Regions from separate parts of the Mus musculus genome. Here regions 2 and 3 are each linked to region 1. Evidence: chromatin loops called from intact Hi-C (ENCODE). Cell type or tissue: left cerebral cortex. All regions are shown on one strand.

Region 1 (8,000 bases):
ATCACTCAGTGGCTGGGCAGCCCCCGTGCATCTTGCCTAAAGAGCTAGATGACCTGCCGAGATGCTCAGGAAAGACATCATGTCCATACTGGGTTTCTGAGATGTTGTTGTTTTTCCTATTTGGTGAGTGTAGAGGTGGTTGATCTGTTTAAAGCATGGAAAGGTGTAACTCAAAGCCCCTCACTGAAGCACGGCTTCATTTCTCTGTTTTTATTTATTAGGGGTTTGTTCTGCTCTGGTAGTACTCGGGACAGAACTCAGCTCTTGTCCTTGCTGGACAGTGCTCTGCCGACTACATTCCAGCCTTCTTTTGCTTTTCATATTGAGACAATCTTTAACTTGAACTTGCGATCTTCCTGCTCTTTCCAGTAGCTGGGATTCTAGGCAAACACCATCAGACCCAGCAAGAGTTTCTTTTCTATAGTTTCAAAGCCATGCATGGTTTTGGAGATGTGTGTACATATGGTGTATACATGTAAGTGTGCTCGCTTGCATGTGTATGCACACATGTGTGGAGGACAGTGACTGGCCTCTCGATATCCTCAATAGCTTTTATTATTATTATTATTATTATTGTTGTTGTTGTTGTTGTTATTATTATTCGAGACAGTCTCTAACTGAACCTGGAGTTTGAAGATTGGCTAAGCTAGCTGTCCATCAAGCCCCAGGGGTCTTCCCGCATCCATCTTCCCAGCTCTGGGATTAGAGGTGCGTGCAGCCACACCCATTCTTTACAGAGGTGTTGAAAACCCAGCCTGGGGTCCTTGTGATTGTGGGGCAAGTGCTAGACTGACTGAGACAATCTTAGGGACATTTAGAGAAATGTCTGTTTTCACAGTCTTGGTGTTATGGCTGGGAAGCCTCTCAAGCAAACTACACCCATGAGGCTGGGGACACTGTAAGTGTCAGGCTGAGAAACTCTGGGTCCTTGAGGTGGACACAGCTTTCTGGACAACGACACACAGCTAGCCACCTTCAGGCAGGTAGCCTGAGTCACACGTGCCTTTTCTCAGAGTTCCCTGTCTGAGTCTTGCCCCACTCTTGCCCAGGAAGGCAGAGTCCCTTGTGCTCACTGTTTGGGGAGAGGCAAGGGTCAAGTGGGAGTGAGTCATTGGCCCATCAGCTGCCTGGTCCTGCCTTGCCAAGTGGAGAGGCTCATGCCCAGTGCCTACCTCTGAGGCCAGACCACTGGGCTCAGCCCTCTGTCAGCCTGTGTCCACGCCACATCTTCTTGCGTTGTCTTATCTTCTAGGGCCTGATGACGGATGGGAAACAGGGCTTTCACAATGGCCCTGGGAGTCATCAGAGGAGGGGGTCGCCCCTAATATCCTGCACAGCTCTTTCCTATCTTTATCCAAATTGCTCTTCAATGCTTGGACTCCAGGATTCTTCTTCCGGGAAGTCCTTGGCTGGCTCCTCCTTCCTGCTTGTTGCCCGCTGCAGCCTTGGCTCAGGGATGCCTAAGAGCTTTGGATCCTTCTGTAATTAAAGTGTCCCACTGGCCTGGGGAGAGATGTGGCTGTGCCTCCCACTGCTCCTGTCACTGGGTCTGCACCAGCCAGGGTGGCTCCTTGGGTTGTCACTTCACGCAGGATAGGAGGTGGCCAGATGGCAGTCTCTCCTTTGTTGGCCCTGTCCTGTCAGCGTGACCTTGGGCCCGTCTCAGCCTGGGGCCTGCAGGCTGTGCCTGTTCTGGGTAGAGTCTATGAGACTGCATGGCTTCCCTCCCATTTAGAACCTTGCCGATTGGGGCTAGCGCTAGGGAATCTCCTCTGGCCTTGGGGAGCTGCTGGCTAGACTCAAAAGAAAGGGACCCTTTTGCCCATGTCCGTCCCACTTGTGATGTCTAGAGTTTGTAAAAAAAAAAATCTGTGCAGGGGACAGCTGTACTCTTGGTCAGTCCTGATGCCCCTCTGTTTCCCAGGCATCCTGCAGGGCTGTCCAGTGTGGTGGGGTCTGGTTCTTGGGGACACAGGCAGAGTCCATGGAGCTAGCACTTCTAGCCCCATCATGCTGCAGCTGTGATGTGGGAACTTTCACAAGCCCTTCCCCCCCGCCCCGACTCAATTTTCCCACTGTAACTGCAATGTAGGAAGAAGGGCAACATGAGAGAGGACCCCACCCCACTCCATACAGTCCTGTAGTGCACCACCATTCTGCCCACACATCCCATTCAGTCTGTGCTCACTGTGGCTTTACCTGACTGTTTCCCACTTAGCCCCAGCTTTGAGTATAGTTGTGATGGCCTCAGCAGCAATGATTGGTGTTCCTCTCTGAAAGGGTTGGGCGGAGAGAGGCTGGGAGGGACTGCACCCTGTCACCTTCAGAGCACAAATGCCTCTTTCTTTGGACCAAGGGTCAGACTAGAGGCCGTGGATGATAGGGACAAAGGCTCAACACATCCCTGAAGGTGTCTGGCGAGTCTTGGCCCCTCAAGCTGGGGACTAAGGTCAAAGCTCTACCTTGGAGTCTATCTTGACATAGGGGAACCTACATTGAGACCTGGCCTTCCTCATTAGCCTGGGGGTTCCATGGGAGCATCAGCTACCTGCAGTGCCCAGTACTTGAATACTGCAGGTGAAGATCAGGTAGAGTCACTGGGCCCAGGCTAGTTCTCTTCCTTTGCAGTCCCTGGCTCCACATGTCAGGAATGAATCTAAGGAGAAACTGTGGTGTGCTCTGGGTAGCTCTGTACCTACTACCATGTGGGAAAACTGAGGCACAGAGGAGACAGAGGGAGGCCCACACTGGCCCCCAAAGGTTCTTGGCTTCTAGCTCTTGAGGAACAGTGGCAGCTCTTGCTCCATCTGGTTATGAATTCTCAAGGCTTCTGCCCACAAATTACACATGTATAAAGCATCTACTGGTGGGAATGCCAGGGGCTCCTGCCAGAGGATTGACATGGAGTGTGAAGTGAGTGAGGGGCTAACTGCTAGGGAGTCAGCACAGGGTCGGGGCGGGGGGGGGGCGGGGAGGAATGCACAGCCTGGACAGAGGTGTGTGGGTGAAACCAAGCCTGTGCACTGAGCAGAGAGAGCCTGAGGTTCTCGAGGCGGGAAACGGGATAGGACAGTGGGGAGAGGAGAGGCTGAGGGGCTGTGGCAGTAGACCCTGTGCTGGCTAAGGGTGTGGATTTCTTTCAGAGAGGACCTAGTATGTGAGGAGCCTCTGGGGAAGACCAGGTGGGAGGGGAGGGAGGAAGACCACAGAATGGTCAGGAACTAGGAATAGGTGGCTGGCACATTCTGCAGTCAATGTCGCCCTCTCTTGGTCACACTGGCTATCGACTAGGGTTTCTTAATGCCCAGGTTGGATGGCAGGATTTCCTATCTAACTAGTGTCCTGGGAACAACTGCCCAGACAGAAAGTGCCTCCCCTTTTTGAGCAGATCAGGATACGTGACTCCAGATACATTCAGTGGGTGAACCCCCTTCAGAACACTGACCCAAATCCCCAGGAGGCTCTGATCTAAGTCCAGCTATGGGATACAGGAAGAAGAAGAGGGGCTGGCCCTTACACAGTGGCCCTGGGAATAGATGGGGTCAGGGTGGCTGTGGATACTCTCATGGGTTCAGGTCCCAAAGTGAGTCCTGGAGGCTGAGGTAGGGTGGATGTTTGGTCCTCTGGGCCTGCATGCGGGGTTCAGACCACATGCGCAATGGGCCAAGTTGTGGAGTCCTAGGGTGGCTTAGGGTAATGTTGAGGATGAGAGGCACTTCTCAGGCTGAGGAACCTGCTCACATTTCCATGGCCCCCACCTCCCACAGATCACCCAAAGGGGTCGTTAAGTAGGCAGAACCTCCTCCGTCCTCCTCCAGCAGGGCAAAGCCCACACTCAGGACCAGATCATGGAAGAACATCTCAGAAAAGGAGCCAAGGAGCCAGGGAGGAGGGCAGGGGTGTCAGGGACCTTGGAGCCTTCACTACCCCAGCCCTGGACCTCAAGACCCTTCATACCCCAGCCCTGGACCCCAAGGCCCTTCACTACCCCAGCCCTGGACCCCAAGGCCCTTCACTACCCCAGCCCTGGAGCCCAAGGGTCCCAGGGAACAAGTCCTGAGCCTCTGTGGCTCGGATCACAGTGTGGTGAAGAGTTGAGAGTTGGGGATTGCCTGTGTGTGTGTGTGTGTGTCTGTGTGTGTGTGTGTGTGAAAGAGAGAGAGAGAGAGAGCTTGTGCATGCGCACGCACATGGGCATATGAGTATTTGTGTGCATTGGAAACCTTAGGGGACATTTCTCAAGCACCATCCATTTTGGGGTTTTGTCTGTTTTTGTTGTTATTGGGGGTTTTGTTTGAGATGGGGGTCCTGCTATATAGCCCAGACCAAGCTGGAACTCACTACGTAGACCGTGCTATCCTTGAAATCAGAGAGCTCCACTTGTCTCTGCCTCCTGAGTGCTGGCATTAGAAGTATTTGCCACTATGCCTGGCCAACCTTATTTTCAACAAGGTCTTTCACTCGTCAAATACAGTTGGGCTGGTTGGCCTGTGAACACCACAGATTAACCGTTTCTGCCGTCCCAGTGCAGGGATTGCAAGCATATGCCACCACACCCATCCCCCCCTGCCCCCACCTGTGTCCTGGGAAACAAACTCATGTTCTTGCGAGGCAAACATTTTTACCTTTTACCCAGCTATGTTCCCAGACACTGCTTGGCCCTTTAAGAGGGCAGTTCTGCTCCTCCCCCTTGAGTGACCCTGTTGCTCAGCAACAGGAGGCAGTTGGTGTATACAATGTTCCTTAGGCAACCAGGAACCTTGCTTGGGACAGAGTGACCAGTACTGCTCCATTGATCGTGCCTGGACAATTGCCCAGTGACCCTCTCTTCATTCCGCCTCCCTTCCTGCTTAGCCAGGCAGTGGGTACCATGGCCCAAACGGGCGTGCTCCTGACCAAGGAGCCGGCCCCACAGTCAATAGATGTCTGTGAGCTTCCGCGCAAAGAATATGAAGTGGCCTGCAATACTGGCGCCTACACGTCCTCGGGTCTGGCCACCGCTGGCTTCCGCACAGCCAAATACCTGAGGGACGAGTGGTTTCAGAACTCTTATGCCCGCTACCACCAGGCCTTCGCAGACCGGGACTACTCTGAGCGGCAGCGGCATGAGAGCGGGCAGCTGGTAGCCGAGACTGGGGCACTGGCCCAGCGCACACAACTTGACTCCACAAGAAAGGTGGGAGAGCGCCTGGAGGACATGCATTGCTGGAAGTCAGAGCTGCAGCGAGAGATAGACGAGCTGTCTTCCGAGACGGACCTGATGATGGCCCAGAAGCTGCGGCTACAGCGCGCCTTGGATGCCACCTCCGTGCCTTACTCCATTGCTACTGACAACCTGCAGTGCAGAGAACGCCGCCAGCACCCAGACCTTGTCCGGGACTATGTGGAGGTGGAGCTACTGAAGGTGCAACCAGTGGCTCGGGCTCAGCGTGGGAGGCAGGCTCTGGCTCTCATAGAGATAACACAGGGCCTTAGGGTTCACACAGCACTGTGCCTATGCAGGACTCCTGATCCTTCAGATAGCGGAATTTCTACCACATCCAAGTAACTTTCTCTCTTGTGGGATTCCTTCCAGCCCATAAGATTTCAAAGACGTTCAGTCTGACTCTGAGGGGATTTTTGTTGTCGGTGGTGGTGGGCTTTGGGCTTTTTTGTTTGTCTGTTTTCCAAGACAGGATTTCTCAGTGTATCTCTGTCTGTCCTGGAACTCACTCTGTAGACCAAAGCTGGCCTCAAACTAGGAGATTTACCTGCCTCTGCCTCCCAAGTGCTGGGATTAAAGGCGTGCGCCACATTCTTCTGGCTGAGGTTGTTTTGTTTTTGGCTAAGCCAAAGGCTCCCCCGTACCACCATGCATGCCCCTTGCAGTGCTATTGGTGTTCAGGGTAGAAAGCCGGGCCAGCCAGTGTTGCATGTATGGAGGGCTTGTGGATGCCCATGGCATCTGCTCTCTCTCCCCAGAGCCCCAGAACCCCAGAGCCTGAGCTTCAATGTTCTCCTAGTATACACTATAATCCCAGTGTCAGGGAAACTGAGGAAGGAACACGAGCTCCAGGCCAGCCTGGACTACATATGAGACTCTTAAACAAACACCAAAACCCAAACTGAACCGAAAACAAACCCTGCCACGTCCCCCTCCCTTCATCGGGTACCTTTCCCTCAAACCCCAGCGCAGCTTGCTTTGGGGAGTCTTGTGTGATTATGGGGCCACTCAGCCTGGGTGCCACACAACTGGGAATTCCTCAGAGCTGGCGCCTCCTGTGGTAGCCTCAGGCCCATGGGCAAGGATGAATGATGGAGCTGGGGAATAAACCGCCAGGCTGGGGCCCCAGAGAACTCCTGTCCTACCCCTAGGCCTTGCCCACTTCGGCCAGTGGGTGCAGAGATGGGAGAGGGACCGAGGACACTGGACACTGGAGATCATGGCCCAGGTGGGTTTGAGCACAAGATAATCCTGGCACCCAGAAAATGTTGGGGTTAAAGGAAACTTAGAGTTTCCTACCTATTCTTGGTGGGAAGTGGGCAGACAGAGGGCATCTGATGTCCCGTGGGCTTGAGTTCCTCAGAGGCAGTATAGAGCTCGATATAAGGCTGGTATGCTCCTCAGGAAACTGTGGGAGTTTTGGGGATGATCCCAGAGTCTGGACAGCTGTCTTAGGTGACCCAACAGCAAAAAGATACCCTTTAGAGGAGACACTCACTTGCAACATGCTAACACTACCCGGAGTGAACGTCGCACACAAGGGCTGAACCTTTTTCTGGGGGTGGAGGGGGGACAGAGATTAAGGCAAAAAGTCAATGCTGGTGAGGTCCATACCTTGGCTCCTGCTGAGTCCCCGAGTCTCTGAGCAGGGTTGCTCAGAGAGGACCGGTCTCATTTCCAGGAAACCGAGCTGATCAGGAACATCCAGGAACTCCTGAAGAGGACGATAGGACAAGCCGTGGACCAGATACGGTGGGTCACAGCAGCCCCTGAGGGACCCGAGGGCTGGACTCTGTCCCCAAGGCTGGTCTGAGGTGGAGGCAGGACAGGTAGGGACCTGACACTGTGGCTGAGAGGTCAGAAGGCTTCCAAATCTTAGCTAGTGGAATGCAGGCTCTGCTCAGCGAATACAACCATCTCCACTTTTGCTCTGGAACCTGGGCACTGCTGGCCATGGAAGGCTGTCTGAGCACAAACTGGAGCTGAAATGGGGCCTGCTTCCCAGGGCTCCCTGGCACACAGTGAGCCCTAAACCCCGCCCCCCCCCCTCATGCCCTCCAGGCTGAACAGGGAGCATAAGGAGTCGTGTGAGATGAACTGGTCGGACAAAGTGGAAGTCTACAACATTGACGATACCTGCTCCCGCTACACCAATGAGAGCACCCAGGTGCAGTTCTATCCGCATTCCAGCAAGTTCGAGGAGAGGTAGGATTCTAGGCTCTGTAACCCGTTTGTCCCTGCCACTCTCCGCTCTACTTCCAAAATCTGAGGAAGGACTCCTGCCCCCACGAGAACCTGGCCCAGCTCTCCTGGGGAACCTCTGTCTGCTGTTGGGGTGGACTAACTGGAAAGCCCCTTACTCAAGTGCCTGGCACCCACAATTCACACAGGGCTAGTGCCCTGTGGGTGGCCTGGAAAGCGTTTCTGCTCGTGACCAGTAGAGGGCAAGCAAAGGATCTCTAGAGGCATGGGAGAACCTCGGTATATCGGTGTGAGGGAGGAATCCGGGGTACACTGGGGATCGCTGACAGTGCGGGAGTCTCTGTGTGACTACACCCTGACCAGGCCGCAACTTCCACCCTCAGTGCTTCCACGCCCGAGACGTGGGCCAAGTTCAATCACGACAACCTGCTTCGAGCCGAGCGCGAGCGGCTAGCCTCGGTTAACCTGCGGAAGTTAATTGACTGCATCTTGCGGGATACGGCCGAGGACCTGCGGCTACAGTGCGATGCAGTGAACTCGGCTTTCTCAAGCCGCTGCCAAGAGCTGGACGACTCACTCCAGAAGCTGCAGTACC
Region 2 (8,000 bases), 73 kb before region 1:
AAGGACCCCAGTATGGGTGCCTGTCTCAGGGTCCACCATCCCACACCCCAGGCATCCCCAGGCTATCCTAGAGCATACCTGGAAGATGGCGATCCAAGCATAGCCAATGTTGTCAAAGTTGATGGCACCATTGTGAGGGTTGAATTCCCCCGAGCGGCACACGTTGTAGTACTGGTTCCAGTTGATGCAGGCATTTCGGCCGGCACCCCCATCCTCAGCCTGTGGCTGCCCGTAGGCCTCCCAGCCGAGCGTGCACTGCACGCGAAGCTCACGGCGGCTGGGGATGTGTGAGCATTTCTGCATGCCGTTGTCGCGGCGTGAGGAGCAGATGAATGGGTTCTCCTCGCCCTCCTCTGTCTGGTAGTATGGCCGCAAGAAGGTCAGGTTGTTGTTCCTGGGTTGCAGAAGGCCAGGGCATCACTAGGGGTTCCTGGGCCAAACACCACTCTCCCCATCTACACAACCAGTCTCACGCAAGACTGCTGACCTAAAATCCCACATGCCCATCAAGTGACTCCCTCTATTCCTCAGCCAGGCCCTAGACTTGAGTCCCGCAACACGCACACTGGATAGACAATGTGATCCCCAGCTGGGACGTTATCACTGCAGCAGTAACTGACAAGCCATACCTGAAGCATCTCAGGGCCTCTGGACCACCCACCTTCCCATGGTACCCACAGCATCCTGAGTCCTCCTGAGTGGGGCCTGGCAGCATGGCCAAGCAGGGTGTCTCCAACAGCTCCACACTCCCTGAAATCCCCTCATGGATCCCCATCTTCCTCTTTTCCAGTCCCTATACTCCTATCCATGAGCATCTAAGAAGCTCTGAGACCCAAAGACCTAGAAAGCAGAAGACACGTTGGCCTAGCGGCTTAGTGCACAAGTAACTGACTGGAGCTGGAGGGGGCACACAGTCCCCAATTGGGGCCTAGTGGAGAGCAGAGTGCCTCACAGTACCGTGCACGGCTGCGTTCCAGGGACACCCTGGCAGGTCAGCCTTGGGTCTTCTAATGCTGCTGAGTAAGGTCCAGGATGAAGGGGCTGGGCACACCCACATCCCCATGAAGCAAATGCCATGTTGGCACAGGGTGCCTACCCTGTGGAAGCCCTTGAATTAGACAGATGCAAAGGAGCAAGGCCAGAGGGCAGCAGCCACTGGGGATACTGTGCCAGGAACTGGTAGACAGATAAGCACAGCTGCCTCCCTCAAGCAGGACCTCTGAGCCTAACGACACCCAGTATCAAACCCTCACATGCACTCTGAGTAAACTTTTTTGAGAGGAAGAAGTAGCCTCCACCCAGGCCCTCCTACAGCCCACCCCTGAACCACCATGCCCACCTATGTATTCACCTCCACTTGGATCCTGTCTCCACTTGCACCTATGGCCTGTCCTGAGTAGAACTGTGCACCCAGGACCTCACCACAAACTAGGACCCAGGTTCATTGTATTCAAGGACATTCAAGGACAGAGCACCTTGGTGGGGGTGGGGGTGGGGGTGGGGCGCTCACACTAGGTAGGGTAGGAGAACAGTCTTAGAGGGAGGGTCCCTTTGAGAGTGGGGCCTACAGAAGGGAAACAGCATCGCTCCTAGGGTGAAGCCTGAAGGGCAGGGTCAAGAGAGAGCATTTTGGAGTCATGTCTGGCTAGGTGGGCAGAGCCATACACCAGGGGCGGGGCCTGCACACCTGACGAAGGCGCTGTCCAGGAAGCATCGGTTCCGCAGCAGGCCAGCCCAGAGCTGGACCCCAACGATGCCGAAGATGAAGAAGACGAAGAAGCAGAGAAGAAGCACGTTCCCAAGCATGGGCAGTGTGTCCAGCAGCAGTGTGACCAGGATTCGCATGCCTGAGGGGGGCAGGGCCGGTGCTCAGCACAGCTGAGCCCTGACAGGCTCCTAGGGTGCCTCCCCCCTCAAGCCCGCCCCACTGCTCATAAATCCCTATCAAGACCATCTGTGTGCAGAGACCAGGGACAGGTAAGGCCTGATGGATTCCCACAGGGGAGTCAGTCTGCAGCCCCACACGGCCAGGTCAAACCTGTCCCCGCTCCACCTCACCACGCAGCATCTCCAGGGCCCCAGTGGACCTGTCGCAAGGTCAGAGCAGCTTCTGTGGTGGCCCTGGCACACTGGGCTCTGGGGTTCTACTGTGGGGATGGGCTTTCTCATTTCCAATGCCAGAGCAGGCCTGCATCAGGGCCCTATCACAGGGAAGGCATGAACCAGTGCAGTACCTCAAAGCAACTTTGAAGTCCTTTTTCTTGGGTGTATGGATTTGAACAAATCTAGGAAGTGGCCCAAGGGTCCCTGGTCCCTGGCCTCATCACTGGTCTGTCCCTTCTCGGACATCAAAAGAACACAGCTCAAAATCTGCACTGGGCGAGCTGAGGCTGTGGGCAGAGCACTGGGCCACACAATTAGGACAGAGAGAAGCAGGGTTTTGAGAAATCCAGAGGGGTAGCCATGGAATAGGAACCCTCAGGTTACAGGGAGACCAAGCTCTTAGAGGCACCACTAACATTTCAACCACTGAGGAAATGGGGCAGGCAGCAAGCAACTAGGTCACATGATCTAGGGGTCAGAGTGGACCCAAGGTAAATGTTCAGACAGCCCTGAGGGTGCCAGGATTGCTGTATGAGACAGAATTCCAGAGTCACCTGGACATTTAACCCGAACAGCAAACACTTTGGATGGGAGCGGGCTTAGGTTTCATCTCTGCTCCAACAAACAGGTTACCCAGGTGGAGGAGTCACGGGCTCCGCTGGGTAGGCTGAACACACAGGGTGCGAGGTAGAGCCCTCGTAACTATGCTTGCACCTCTTTCACCTAACACCCATTCATGTCCTTGGAAAACAGATTCTGAACTCCAGTGTTTCAAGGGGATCTTGGCGTTCATAAAGGTCTGGTAACTTGCCCAGTGTCACACAGCATTTGAGCCCTATCTCATCTCAGAAGTCAAGGCCAGGCAGGACGATGGAAGGCTGAGTGCTGAGGCTAAAAAGTCCAGATCAGGCAGCTGAAAAGGGGTGTGTGATGCCCAGGTAGATCCAGGAACCATACCCGTTCACGCATGTGCACACGCACCTTGTGCAGCTCCGTGGGAGTCACACCTTCCACCGTCAACCTGAACATCTGAGCTCAGCTACTGAGGAAACACCAAAACTGTCCACAGATGAAGGCAGATGGACAGCATCTGGACAGGCCACGCCTCAAGCACATCCTGCAAGCTTTCCCTCCATGTGTAGTGGGAGCATGCGGTGTGTTCCTCTCCCCCTCGTTCCAGAAGCTCTGAGCTCCGTTCCCTTGTATGGGAGAGGTGGGCAGTGGGCTGCAGAGTACCCCCAAAAGCTCAGACTCTTACATGTACCTCCACTTGCCTGAGGCCCTCACTGGACACTGATATAACTGGGAACCTTCTCAGCCCCCAGGCCCACTCCAGGTGCTATGCAAACGAGGAGGTTCAGAGAGGCTCCTGGCACTAGGCACTGGGCACCCCGTCACATCCCAACTGGGACTACCCTAGAAAGGCCAAGTCTGCTGGTGTCTGGATAAATGGCAGGCCCAGCAGGATAAGGGCGGATCTCTTTTTCAGGGCAGGAGAGGCACTTACTGGGGACCCGGTTGATGGCGCGGAGGGGCCGCAGCACACGCACTGTTCGGATGGCAGAGAGGCTCACGTTGTGTCCGTCCAGAGAGTATTCCATCATGCTGGGGAAGCAGGGATGCTCAGGGAGGGAAGAGCCCAGAGGCCTCTGTCTCCTGTCACCGTCACCCACCGCCCCATGAGGGCCATCAACATATGCACTCTGTCAAACCTGAGCCTCTCTCAGGTCTCAGCCCCGAGCCTGCTCCTGGGATTCCCAAGCATACCCAGCCATGACAATGAAGAAGTCCAGCCTGTTCCAGGTGTCACCCAGGTAGCATTTCTGGCCGAACAGTCCCAAAGCCACCATCTTGATAACCATCTCCACAGCAAAGAAGGCAAAGATGAAGTCATCAAAGGCCTGGAGGAAAGGGGGTCAGGATGAGGGGCGGGGCACACCTGGTGCCCTCCTGCTCCTCCTCACAGTCCTTGATACCTACCTCCAAGATGCTGCAACGTTCTGAACGGCACTCAACATCCTCACAGGGCCGGAACATGCCCAGTGTCACGCAGTTCAGCATGATGACCAGCATGCTAATGTGCTCGAACCACCTGCGGGCTGTGCGTTAAGGGCTGTGCAGCAGACAACCTCACTCTGCCTCCTCCCAGGCGCGCTCCCTGGCACACGGGTGCAGTCAGCTGAGTGGACCCTCTCCCAAGCTTGGGCAGGGTTCAGCCCCAAGTCTACGGTTCAGGCAATATCACCACAATATGACCACCAGGTGGCGCCATGGCACCATGCTGGCCCCTCTGGCTCTCCAGAGTCTCAAGTTCTCCCTGGAAGGAGAGTCACTGCCCCCTGACCCTGCTTCATTCTGAGATGGCCCTGGAAATACTGCAATGAGCCAGCAGTGTCACATATGGGGCCCAGGTAAGGACATCAAACATACTGGAGCCTGGTAGCCTAAGTGAGGGTCAAACTCTACAGAGAATGAAGGAAAGTATAACTGGAGGGACATGGGAGCTTAAGAACATGTGGTAGGGAGAGAAGGAATCTCCTGAAGGTGACCTTGAACAGGTCACACACCTCTGAGTCTGCCACGAGAACAGTAGCACAGAGCCCTGCCCCCTCCCCATAACGTGCCAACCCCTAAACAGCAGCACTGTCAGCTCGGTGCGTGGACACAGGACATAGGCTGGTATTGGTGTGGTCTGTGGCCCCCATCCACGGAGGTACCTGGGAGCAGGAGACGGAGGGGAGGGAGGGCTAGCCCATTTTCTGACACCCTTCTTGCAGTCCTGACTCTTGACCCCTTTTGTCCACGGAGCTGGGCCCCTTAGCCCACACAGGCGGTGTGCTCGGTGGTGCCAGGCCACCAATGTAATTACACGCTCCTGCTGAGAGCGTCATAATTACACTTAATGGGTTCAGCAGTAACGAGCGCCTCTGCCATAATGGGGCTGCGGAAAACAAAAATCAGCCTCCTGCTAGTGCAGCACTGGCCTGCCTCTGACGGGCAGCACGACTCCCAGGCCGAGAGACTGGAGACTTCTCAGCCCGTCCTTGTCTACACATCCGGTGGAGAGCCTGTGGCCCCAAGCAACTTCTGCACACCCCACACCGGGCAATTCCCGGCTTTGCCAAGCTCATTCCCAGCGCTCTGTGCTATTCTCCATGTGGACAGACAAGAGATGACAAGGGCTTGGTGTTTTAGGGGGTGGCCTTGTTTTAGGGGTTCCAGTGTGCATCCCCATGAGGCTCGGGGGTTAGACTTGAATTTCCAACGTGAGGGGGTGCTGCTTTGGATTAGAGGGGAGCAGGCTCAGAGAGGAAGCACAAAGCCATGGGGGACAGGAGCTCTCTTCTCCACTGGCCCGGGGGGAGGCCACCAGCAGGGCATACGCTCAGACCAGCCGATCATACATGGCTCCCAGGCCACGCCCTTCCTGACTGTCTGCCTTACTACCCTGACCACGAAGCTCTGCCTGCCCTATTTCTGGAAGAGGCTATCAGTGGAAATGGGCTTTTTTAGCTTATCCTGTGTACCCCCACCCACTCAGATGCCCAGGACTGTGGCCTGCCTGCTTCTTGACTTCTTTGCCCATCATTTGATTTCTCTCAGGCTTGGGACACAGACACCCACTTACAGACTCTCCAGTAAAGACTGAGATGGGCCATGCTCTCCTGAAGCTGGCTTGCCTGGACTGTCTCTAGAACCCTTAGTCAACGTACCCAGGAATCCCAGGCCCCAGCTGTTACCTTCACATACAGCTACCGCCGAGACTGATACCAAGGTTGGAGTGCCCTCCCTGAGTGATTGCTGCTTTGAGACAAGAGGCAGCCAAGGGCTCTGGGTTAGAGGGAAACAGGGCAAACTTGCAGGAGGCCTGGCAGGACCCCCCGCCCCCCAACCTAGTAGGGAAACAGATCATGTCCAGGGCCCAGGGCTGGTCTCTTCCAGGCACAGACCAGAGATCTACCTAAGTGGGGAGTTTCAGCTTCCTACAACAGCAAGGACATACCTCACGTGTCATGCTGCCCCCTGGTCATGTTCTGTGGGCAGCTAAGGACAGGCAGCACCACTGGTCACAACACGTGGAGCCGGGTGACTTCTAGAGGCTTAATTACAACAGATAGATTTTCTGGGTTTAATTAAAATTCCTGCAGGCTTTCTACAAATTAGAATCAATTTCCATGGGGGTTAGAGGAAACCAAACAGATATGTGGGCAGGAGTTGGTGCTGGTACAGCCCAGGGCCTGAACCCAGCCAAGTGGACTAATCTGATCTCTCCTTGTGGGAGTCTCTCGCTCAGACAGCACAGACCCACCTAGCTCTGAGGCTTAGCAAGCAGCAAAGGTCTGAGAAGCAAGACAAGTGGCTGAACAAGGGGTCCCAGAAGACCCCCTGAATGGCAGAGGGCCCTGTGGCTAGAGATTATCAAACATAACAGCTATCAGCTACCCTTGTTGGGGCCCCACTCCAAACTCCAAGCATCCCATGGTCTGCCTGGCCACCTCTCACTTTGGAGGGGCTCAACAGCCTTCCCACTCTACATCACACCACGGGGCCAGAAATCCCAGTCAGCACCCAGCAAAGGGAAGGCCCTGCTGTGGAGATTTCAAAACATTAGGTAAAGAAGTCTTTTCTAGGCTCTCCAGGCTGTCTGCAATGGACATAGCCTTCCCCCGGGAGACACAAGGTTACCCCATGGCAAGGTCCCTTCTCCTTCTTGCCTGTGCAGGAAACCCGCACTGGTCCCATGACCAGTGGACCAGAGTCCACAGAAGGGTCCCTGGGTCACAGATGGATCATCTTCAATGCACCACAAACAAAGTCCCTAAATGTAGCCTTCTGTGAACCTGATCGGAGAGGACACTGGAGGGAAGGCAGTGGCGGCGGTCGCTGTCCGTGGTGCTGAAGCAGTTGTCCCACCTGGAGCCTGCTCAGGGTGGGCATCAGGCTGGGCTTGGGAAGGGATGCAAACTAGGGAGTAGGGTCTCCCATTAGAGCTAAGTGCCTCTTCTTGAAACACATCTTGGGTCTGCCCTTCTTCACTCAAAGGGAACCACGAGGAAGACATACATGCTGAGAAAGGCTGTACTTTGCCATGATCCCTTGTCCTAGCAGAAGTGAGGAAGCTACAGTACGTACCCTGCTGGTTGGGTGGCCACTGTCATTTCTATAAAGTCACTGAGGCCTGTCAGGGAACAGTCTCTTGTTGCTTGTTTGGTTAACTTAACAAGCTGCTGGCTCCCATGGGTGACAGTTCTAGCTGGGTCTCCAGATGAAATACAATCTCTTACTGGGGAGCTACATGATACAGGATGGTATGGCCCAATGGGATCCAGCACCCTCAGACCCCAGGATTTATTAACACCCAGCTTGACACAGCCCCCATGTTGGCTTACAGTCCCTGGGATTCTCCTCACCCAACCCTAGTGACTCAGATCTGGACTAGAGTCAGGGGGCATGATCTGCCCTGAATCTACTATGACTGCCCTTCTTCAGGTCTCAGTTTCTCCATCTGTCACAGCACTTGATTTACACAGATCCTTCCGGTACAGCAAGAAGCAAGGCCTTAAGTCCCCCTGATGTGCTCAGTTCTTGGGCAGGGTTTCTGAGTTATCACCCACCACGTGTCTGTCACGTGGGGGGACGAGGAAAGGGTGCCACCAGAAAAGCAGGGCAGCGGGAGTTGTGAGTTTTGCAGTCCCTAACCCAGTGAGACGGCCAAGGTCCCAAGAGCCCCACACTCTCATACCAATAGGTAGTGTGGCCATGCTTAGCTGGGGTGAGGGTCAGGAGTCTTCAGGTGTGGCTGCTGCTTGGCCTCCGTTGTCAGAGTGGGCCCCAAGCAAGACAAGGATTCCAACAAGGCCTCCCTGCTAGGTGGTACATGAGATCAGAGGATTAGC
Region 3 (8,000 bases), 190 kb before region 1:
GGAGGCAGAGGCAGGTGGATTTCTGAGTCCGAGGCCAGCCTGTTCTACAGAGTGAGTTCCAGGACAGCCAGGACCGCACAGAGAAACCCTGTCTCTGAAAATAACAACAACAACAACAACAACAACAAAAAGAAGCAATTTAGGTTCTGAACTCGGGGCTTGCCAGGGTTGGATAGGGAGTGGCGTACTTTCTCCAAGGCTACCAATACAGATGGACTAGACAATGGGAACGTAATTCTTACCTGATAGTTCTCATAATTGGTTTTTTTTTTGTTTGTTTTGTTTTGTTTTGTTTTTTTTTTTTTAGAAGAACAGGTATCATATCTTTCTCTTATATGAATTTCCTGGATTTTTTTTTCCATTTTTTATTAGGTATTTCGCTCATTTACATTTGCAATGCTATACCAAAAGTCCCCCATAGCCACCCACCCCCTCTCCCCTACCCACCCACTCCCCTTTTATGGCCCTGGCGTTCCCCTGTACTGGGGCATATAAAGTTTGCGTGTCCAATGGGCCTCTCTTTCCAGTGATGGCCGACTAGGCCATCTTTTGATGCATATGCAGCTAGAGTCAAGAGCTCCGGGGTACTGGTTAGTTCATAATGTTGTTCCACCTATAGGGTTGCAGATCCCTTTAGCTTCTTTGGTACTTTCTCTAGCTCCGTTTGTTTTGTTTTTTTGTTTTTTTTTTTTTATTCTTTGAGACAAGATTTCTCTGTATAGCCCTGGTTGTCCTGGAACTCACTCTATAGACCAGGCTGGCCTTGAACTCAGAAATCCGCCTGCCTCTGCCTCCCGAGTGCTGGGATTAAAGGCGTGCGCCACCACTGCCCCGCTCTCATAATTGTTCTTATTGTATATAGCTTATTGCTGTTAGAGAAAATCCTTTTATTGGACTAAAAGGGGGAGATGTTGGGATTTCCTTTTTGTGCACCGTGTAAAGGGTGTCTATTATTTAAGTGCCAGTTGCTGTACTGGCAGAGAGCTGGGCACAGGCTGGACTTTGGTACTGTTATCTGTATTGGATCATCACCCGCTTTAGCAGTTTGTAAACAGTCACTCCCCTTGCCTTCTGATTGGTTTAATAAAGATCTGGTGTCAGTAGGTGGGCAGGAGAGGAAAGGCGGGACTTCCGGTCGAGATAGGAACTCTGAGGAAGAATTGAGAGGCGGGAGATTCGCCAGCCAGCCAGGCATGGAGGAAATCGTACATACCAGGGCTGAGTGAGAGGTAGCAGGCCTCGAGGCACACACGGACTAAAATAAACGGGTTGATTAGGTTATATGAGCTAGTTGGGAAATAGTCTAAGTCATAGTGCCTAAGCTTTCATAAATAATAAAAGTCCGTGTCATTCAGGAGCTGGTGGGTCAGAGACACTCTGGTGATCAAGGTTACCATCCAGAGCATCTGAAGAACTACAACTCAACAGCAACACCTTTTCTAGCCCAGATCTGGATGTCTTTTGCTTCCTCCTCACACTGAAGCTATACCACTGACTCCAGGGTCTGTCAGCCTCGGCCGAGCAAGGAAGGTAGCCCTTCCTTTCTCTCTGTAATAGCCAGCCTTGGTTGGTTGTCAACGTGATTTAGAATTACCTAAAAGCCAAGCAGCTGGGCTCGCCTGAGAGAGATTTATCTTGACTGGATTTGGGACGACTAAGATATTGTTCTGTTACTGTGAGAACCTGGGGCTGGAGAGATGTCTCAGTAGTTAAGGTCACTGGCTGCTCTTCCAGAGGCTCTAAGTTCAATTTCCAGCAAATACATGGTGGCTCACAACCATTTACCCTGGGATCTGATGTCCCCTTCTAGTATGCAGGCATGCATGCACACAGAGCACTCGTACATAATAAGCAAAAAACAAAAAAACAAAAAAAACCCAAAAACCCACCATGACCAAGGCAACTTATAAAAGGAACCAATTAGGGGCTTCCGTACAGTATCTGGAAGCTTATAACCTCATGCACAGGCAACAGGCAGAGAGAGAGAGAGAGAGAGAGAGAGAGAATCTTGGCCTGGCCTTGGTCTTGGCGCCAACAAGGCCACACCACCTAACCCTTCTAAAACCATGGGGATAAGACATTCAAATATATGTGTTTATGGAAGACATTCTCATGCAAACCACTATAAAGACCATCCTAAACCTGGAGCATTCGAGGTGGGAAGAGCCACCCTAAATATGAGCCACATCTGATGGCAGCCCACATAAAAAGACATGGAAGAAGGAAGCTTTTGCTTTTTGCCTGCTTGCACTCACTCTTGTTGGCATATTCATCTACCCCGCAGCTGAGGCGTTACTTCCCTGCTATTAGAATCCATTTCTTCAGGATTCTATCAGAAACTGAAGACCCCCAGAGACAGCTCAACAAACAAGCTGAAGGACAGACTGCTTATGCTGAAATGGACTGTTGCTGAAGGCAGATGATCAGGACTGCAGCTCTGAAGGATCATCGAATCAGCAGATCTTCATGAGGGCATTTGGACTGTTGGTGGGGTTGACACTTGTTTCTCTTGTAAAAAGTTAAATTGTACAATTTTTTAGTTTATATAAAAAGGGGGAAATGCTGCAGGATATTTGATCACCCTGTGAACCCCCAAGATTGTGTCATGGTGTGGCTCAGCCCTTAGCACACACCTTTAATCCTTCTGGCTGGAATACAGACACACCCTTAGTATACACCTTTAATTTCAAACTATGAAGGTTAAGTTTGTAGAAGGGAGCTCCTATGTTTGAAAGTGATGTCTAAGTGAGTGGCAGACAAAGTGATGAATCAGAGAAAGATTTGACAGAATGGGATCTGCCCGACTCTCACCAGAAGAGAGAGGAAAGGGAGGCAATGTAAGAGAGAGCAGAGCAGGAGAGACAGGAGAGGGTGTTTTACTGGGAGAGTTTTACAGAGACAGATTGAAGAGAGAGAAAACTAGACACAGGTAAAGACAGAATAAACCAGAGAATGAGAAGTAGCTAGATTACAACGGATTGCCAGAGTTAGTTTCAGGTTGAGAGGAGTGAGTTAGCCAGAGCCAGACAGACTCTATGACAGGCTGCATACTGTCAGTTTGGGAGACTAGGTCTAAGTTTCTGTTTCCCAGAAATGAGAACTGGGACCCCAGGTTCCATGGTCTGTCACCACAGCCATGGGCAGCCAATCCGAGGACACCTTGTCATCTGGGCTGAAGTAAGAATAGGTAGCTAGAATGAGTAAAGTCACCCCCTTGGAGGTCTCCAGAGCCTGACCAATTGTAGAACCAGCCAAAACCCTGGAGACAAAGCTAACTAATCCAGGTGAAAGGGCACATACCCCTCCCTGGAATTCCCCTAACTGACGATAAAGGCTGGGCCTGTGGGCCCACCAGAGGTCTCCATTCTCAAACGGGGAGACCCTGCATGCAGGAATTTCAGCTGAATAAACACTCTTTGCTTTTGCATACTATTTGAGTCTGGGGTATCATTCTTCAGTGATTCTTGGATCCTAACAAGGACGAGCTGAGCAATTCAATCAGAGGCTGAGAAACAAGCAAGATTACATGAGTCAGTTTGAAGAGGAGTTTTGAGCCAGAATGGCTGAGTTGAACCAACCAGCCAGAGTTCAGAAAGAGCTAGAAAGGGTGAGCTTATTCAGCAGTAAGCCTCCCAGATGACAATGACATCTGGTTAATAAGAGATACTTTTATAGTGATGTGTGTGTGTGTCTGTGTGTGTGTGCTCGCGAGCACACTCACGCGAGTTCTCTCTCACAAGTGCCTGAGTTTTAGCAGCACTTCTCTATGGCAAGACAGTATGCCTTAGGTGTGAGGCCCATTCAAAAGAATCAAAGTTTAAAAAATGGTCTGAGAGGAGGGTGGGGGAAGAAATAGAAATCACTTTTTCAAGAAAGCCACCAGTTTCCAGAATAGGTTTATGGGAAGACAAACATGCCTCAATGCACCTTGGAAGGTGCCTAGGTTTGGCATCTGGTTCCCTAGAAGGCATGCAGCGTTGGCTCTCTGCTGCCCCCTGATGGATACATTAGAAATGGTAATGCCTTGAGACAAGTGACCAGGATGTGAATGGAGAGAATGAATAGGCTTGGCTTAGGCTAGGTTCAAGGCTGGGATCATTGCCAACTCAGAGGCGATCTCTTCAAGGACACTGAGAGCAGAATCCAGAGCCAGACCTACAAAGTGGGTTGTGTCCCTGGTCAGACTCAGGTCAGCAGGTATCAGACACTTGCCCAAGACGCTAAGCTCTACCTCCAGTAGGTTTTCTAATGCTTCAGGGTCTGGGTGTGCTCTGACATCCCCTTGTTAAGCTTCCTTTTGTCCGAGGCAGCTTCCAGCAGTGAGGACGTCTGGTCTTATTCCCTTACTCTTGGAATCTGCTTTGCACTGTACTGTTGAGGATAGCGCTCAGTTACCTGTGCCTCACCAGTAAGGCTAAATCTTCTTCTAGACGTGTACCTTTGTACGTGTATTTTAGATACAAAGTCCTTGTTTTTTTATATTTCAAATATAGTTTCTTTGGTTTTCATTAAGCTGTTCCTTTACGGGGGCTGGAGACATGGCTCAAGGCCATGTATTGCTGTTCTGAGGATCTGTGTTCAATTCTCAACTCCATGTCAGACAATCACCTGTAACTGCATGTCTAGGGGGAATCTGACACTTTTCCTCTGTAGGCACTTCCATCCACATGTGCATACCCCACAAACACTAAAATATAACAAAATACATTGTAAAATATATACTTTATTTTTATTAATAAAAACAACAACAGCAAAGCCGGGGGCATGGCTCAGCTGTACAGCACTTGTCATGAGCTGGATCTCTACTACTGAAAAACAGCAACAAATTCTGACACTTTTGGTTAGCATGGTGGTGCACACCTGCAATCACAGCCCTCCACAGCTGGAGAGGCAGGAGGGTCAGAAGTTCCAGGCCAGCCTGGATCACTTAAGGCTCTAAACCACTACCCCACCCCACAACAGTTTTAAAATTAATTTAAAAAAATTTATTAGCCGGGCGTGGTGGCGCATGCCTTTAATCCCAGCACTCGGGAGGCAGAGGCAGGTGGATTTCTGAGTTCGAGGCCAGCCTGGTCTACAAAGTGAGTTCCAGGACAGCCAGGGCTATACAGAGAAACCCTGTCTCGAAAAACCAAAAAAAAAAAAAATTATTTTATTTGTGGGTATTTTGTTCTCATGTATGTCTGTGCAACCACAGGTAGGCCTGGTGCCCAAGGAGGCCAGAAGAGGGCATCAGATCTCCTGTAACTGGAGTTACAGATGGATGTAAGCTGCCATGTGGGTGCTGGGACTAGAACCCTGGTCCTGTGGAAGAGCAGTCTGTGCTTTTAACCACTGTTCCACTGAATAAATTACTCAGCTCCCACCACACCAACTTTCTCCAGGGAATGCTGTATAGAAGAAATAAGGCGACAACAACAACAACAAGGAGTTATCAATAAGAAAAAAGCTATAAAAAACTAAAGACATGCAAACACACTTAACTATTTTGTTTAAATGTTCATTGTGTGAGCATGTTCGTGCACATGGCATGGTACACATGTGGCAGTCAGAGGACCACTTGTGGGATTTTTTTTTCTTTCTATCATGCAGATTTCAGAGCCAGAACTCGGGCTGCCAGGCTTGGAGGCCAGCAGCCTGACACACTGAGTCATCTTGCCAGCCTGCAAATACATGTGCAGTGAAAAGATCTTTTTAAAAATAAAAGGTTTGCTGGGTGGTTGGTGGTGGGGCATGTCTTTAACTCCAGAACTCAGGAGGCAGAGGCAGGCAGATTGTGGCATTCGAGGCCAGCCTGGTCTACAGAGGGAGTTCTAGGATAGTCAGGGCTACACAGAGAAACCCTGTCTTGAAAAACTAAAAACCAAACCAAATAAACCCCCAAACCCAATCAACCAAAGAAACAAAAGCTTTTGGACAAAAACAGATTTTGTCTGGTAAAAGAAAGTTTTATCTCAAAAGTAAGCTATTGTTCCATGTCCATAATTGAGTTAGAGAGATAAGGTAAATTTTTAAATTTTTGAGCTTTTTCTTTGGTGCTGGGAATAAAGGCATTTGCCACCGTGTCCAACTTCTCTGTTGGATTTTTTTTTTTTTTTTTGGTTTTTCGAGACAGAGTTTCTCTGTGTAGCCCTGGCTGTCCTGGAACTCACTCTGTAGACCAGGCTGGCCTCGAACTCAGAAATCCACCTGCCTCTGCCTCCCAAGTGCTGGGATTAAAGGCGTGTGCCACCATGCCTGGCCTCTGTTGGATTTTTAACAACTCAGAAAACAAGTCTTTCAAGAGTTAGGATTTAAGCAAGTTTGTGTAATTTTTTTAAATTTCTTTTTCTTTACTTTTTATTTTATTATGTGTTTTGGTATCTCAGTATGGGTACCCATGGAGGCCAGAAGGCTGTGTCAAATCCTGGGATGGAGCTGTCGTTACAAGTGGTTGTGAGCTGCCCTGTGCAGATGATGGGACAAATACCAGTCCCCTGATAGATCCATAAGTGCTTTTAGGTTCGGAATCATCTCTCCAACGAAGAGGGCACTGTGTGGCTCTTGCCAGCCTGGAACTTGTTAGACCAGGCTGGCCTTGAACTCACAGAGATCTGTCTGCCTCTAACTTTTCTATTGCTTTGATGGACTTGTACCACCAAACTCAACAAAGTTGTTTTTAAATCTCACTTTACAACTCTAGTTCAATAATTATTATCCTAGGTTATTCTTGGTAAACTTGATACCACACATGTGTAACAAACATCGTACATATATTTGAGAGCTAAAGGTACTGTATGTCTAAACTTTATGCAGATAGTATATTAAATCTCACTACTCCTACTTCTAGACAAGTAAAACTGTCTTTTAGGGGATTCAACAACCAAGTCTTGGAGGCCAAAGACAAAGAAAATGAAAATCTAAGAGGAATTGCCAGTATTATAGCATTTCCCTCTCTACTGCAGGTCAGCCAGCTTCCAAAGAAAGATGTAGAGCCTCATAGGGCCATTGAGTCCTGTGTTGTGCTGGTCAGAGAAACCATGAAGACCCCATTGTCCTGTAACTGGTACACACCCCACAAAAGGGAGGATCTAAAGAAAGCCACATCATCAGCAAGACCCTGCTGTATCCCAGGAGATGGTGTAGTGGGTAGACGGGGGGGGGGGGGGAGAAGGGAGCCGTGGTGCTCCCTGTGAGTCACCAAAAGGAACCCTAAGGAGCCTCAACTCACTTCAACAGTAAAAAGAAAAATCTTTAATTTCTGGCTATGCACACGTTCTTTCTTTGTCTCTTTCTTTCAAGATTTATTTGTTTGTTTTATGTATATGAGTGCTCTATCTGCATGTACACCTGCATGCCAGAAGAGGGCATCAGATCCCAGTATAGATGGTGTGAGCCACCATGTGGTTTCTGGAAATTGAACTCAGGGCCTCTGGAAGAGCAGTCAGTGCTCTTAATCGCTGAGCCATCTCTCCAGTCCCTACCTACACTTTCTTAAACATCCAACAGAGAGGAAAACTGAAAGAATTTGATAGTAATTATACGAAAAAACTGGGCGTTAGTGGTGCATGCCTTTAATTCAAGCCCTTGGGAAGCAGAGGTAGACAGATCTCTGAGTTTGAGGCCAGCCTGATCTACACAGTGAGCTCCAGGACAGTCAGGGCTAAATACAGAATCCTATTACAAAACAAACCTATAGTAAGCAAAAAGAGTCAGACTGACTCTGGAAGGGTCTCTCAGTGCCATGCCAGCAATGTAGGACCAGTTTACAAGGACAGCAGTGGGCACAGCATTCAGGGATCCATGCCTCCACCAGCCGCACGGTGGCACTGTGTCCAGCTGTAAGTTCAGAGTCACAAGCTTCACCAGCTCTTTCAAATAATGCCTTTTAAATCTGCAGCCATTAACTTCATCTTCTTCCTCTTCCCGCTCCTCCTTTCCCCCTCCTCTGAGACAACATCTCATTAAGTAGCCCTGGCTAACTTGGAACTGGGCTATATAAACCAGATTGGCCTCAAACC

What was found. Peaks named below come from ENCODE experiments on the same cell type or tissue, not always from the same donor. Only the 100,000 strongest peaks of a DNase experiment are listed, where the experiment ranks them.
Region 2: a loop joins it to region 1, with 8 times the contacts of the local background. A loop is called at or near these places in 36 of 42 quality-filtered maps.
Region 3: it touches region 1 in a loop (2.5-fold over the local background); 7 of 42 quality-filtered maps call a loop at or near these places.

Annotation. Positions count from the first base shown.
Region 1 is chr17:25,466,852-25,474,851 of GRCm38, forward strand. Tekt4 (tektin 4) reads left to right here and starts at 4,739. Exons shown (of 6, transcript NM_027951.1): 1 at 4,739-5,404; 2 at 6,885-6,955; 3 at 7,265-7,408; 4 at 7,789-8,000. The coding sequence starts at 4,871. In left cerebral cortex, CTCF peaks have their summits at 3,270 (motif pointing left), 7,653 (motif pointing right) and 7,867; DNase peaks (open chromatin) are centred at 3,265, 4,822 and 7,649; H3K4me3 peaks cover 380 bases.
Region 2 is chr17:25,393,651-25,401,650 of GRCm38, forward strand. It overlaps Cacna1h (calcium channel, voltage-dependent, T type, alpha 1H subunit), which reads right to left. Exons shown (of 35, transcript NM_021415.4): 3 at 4,084-4,195; 4 at 3,871-4,004; 5 at 3,611-3,708; 6 at 1,688-1,847; 7 at 79-394. Among named protein-coding and RNA genes, the nearest start is that of Gm33617, 10 kb to the left of the region's middle. In left cerebral cortex, a CTCF peak has its summit at 4,365 (motif pointing right); DNase peaks (open chromatin) are centred at 4,386 and 5,047.
Region 3 is chr17:25,281,202-25,289,201 of GRCm38, forward strand. No RefSeq gene overlaps it. Among named protein-coding and RNA genes, the nearest start is that of Gm17801, 11 kb to the left of the region's middle. In left cerebral cortex, CTCF peaks have their summits at 3,999 (motif pointing left), 5,491 and 7,791; DNase peaks (open chromatin) are centred at 4,014 and 7,795.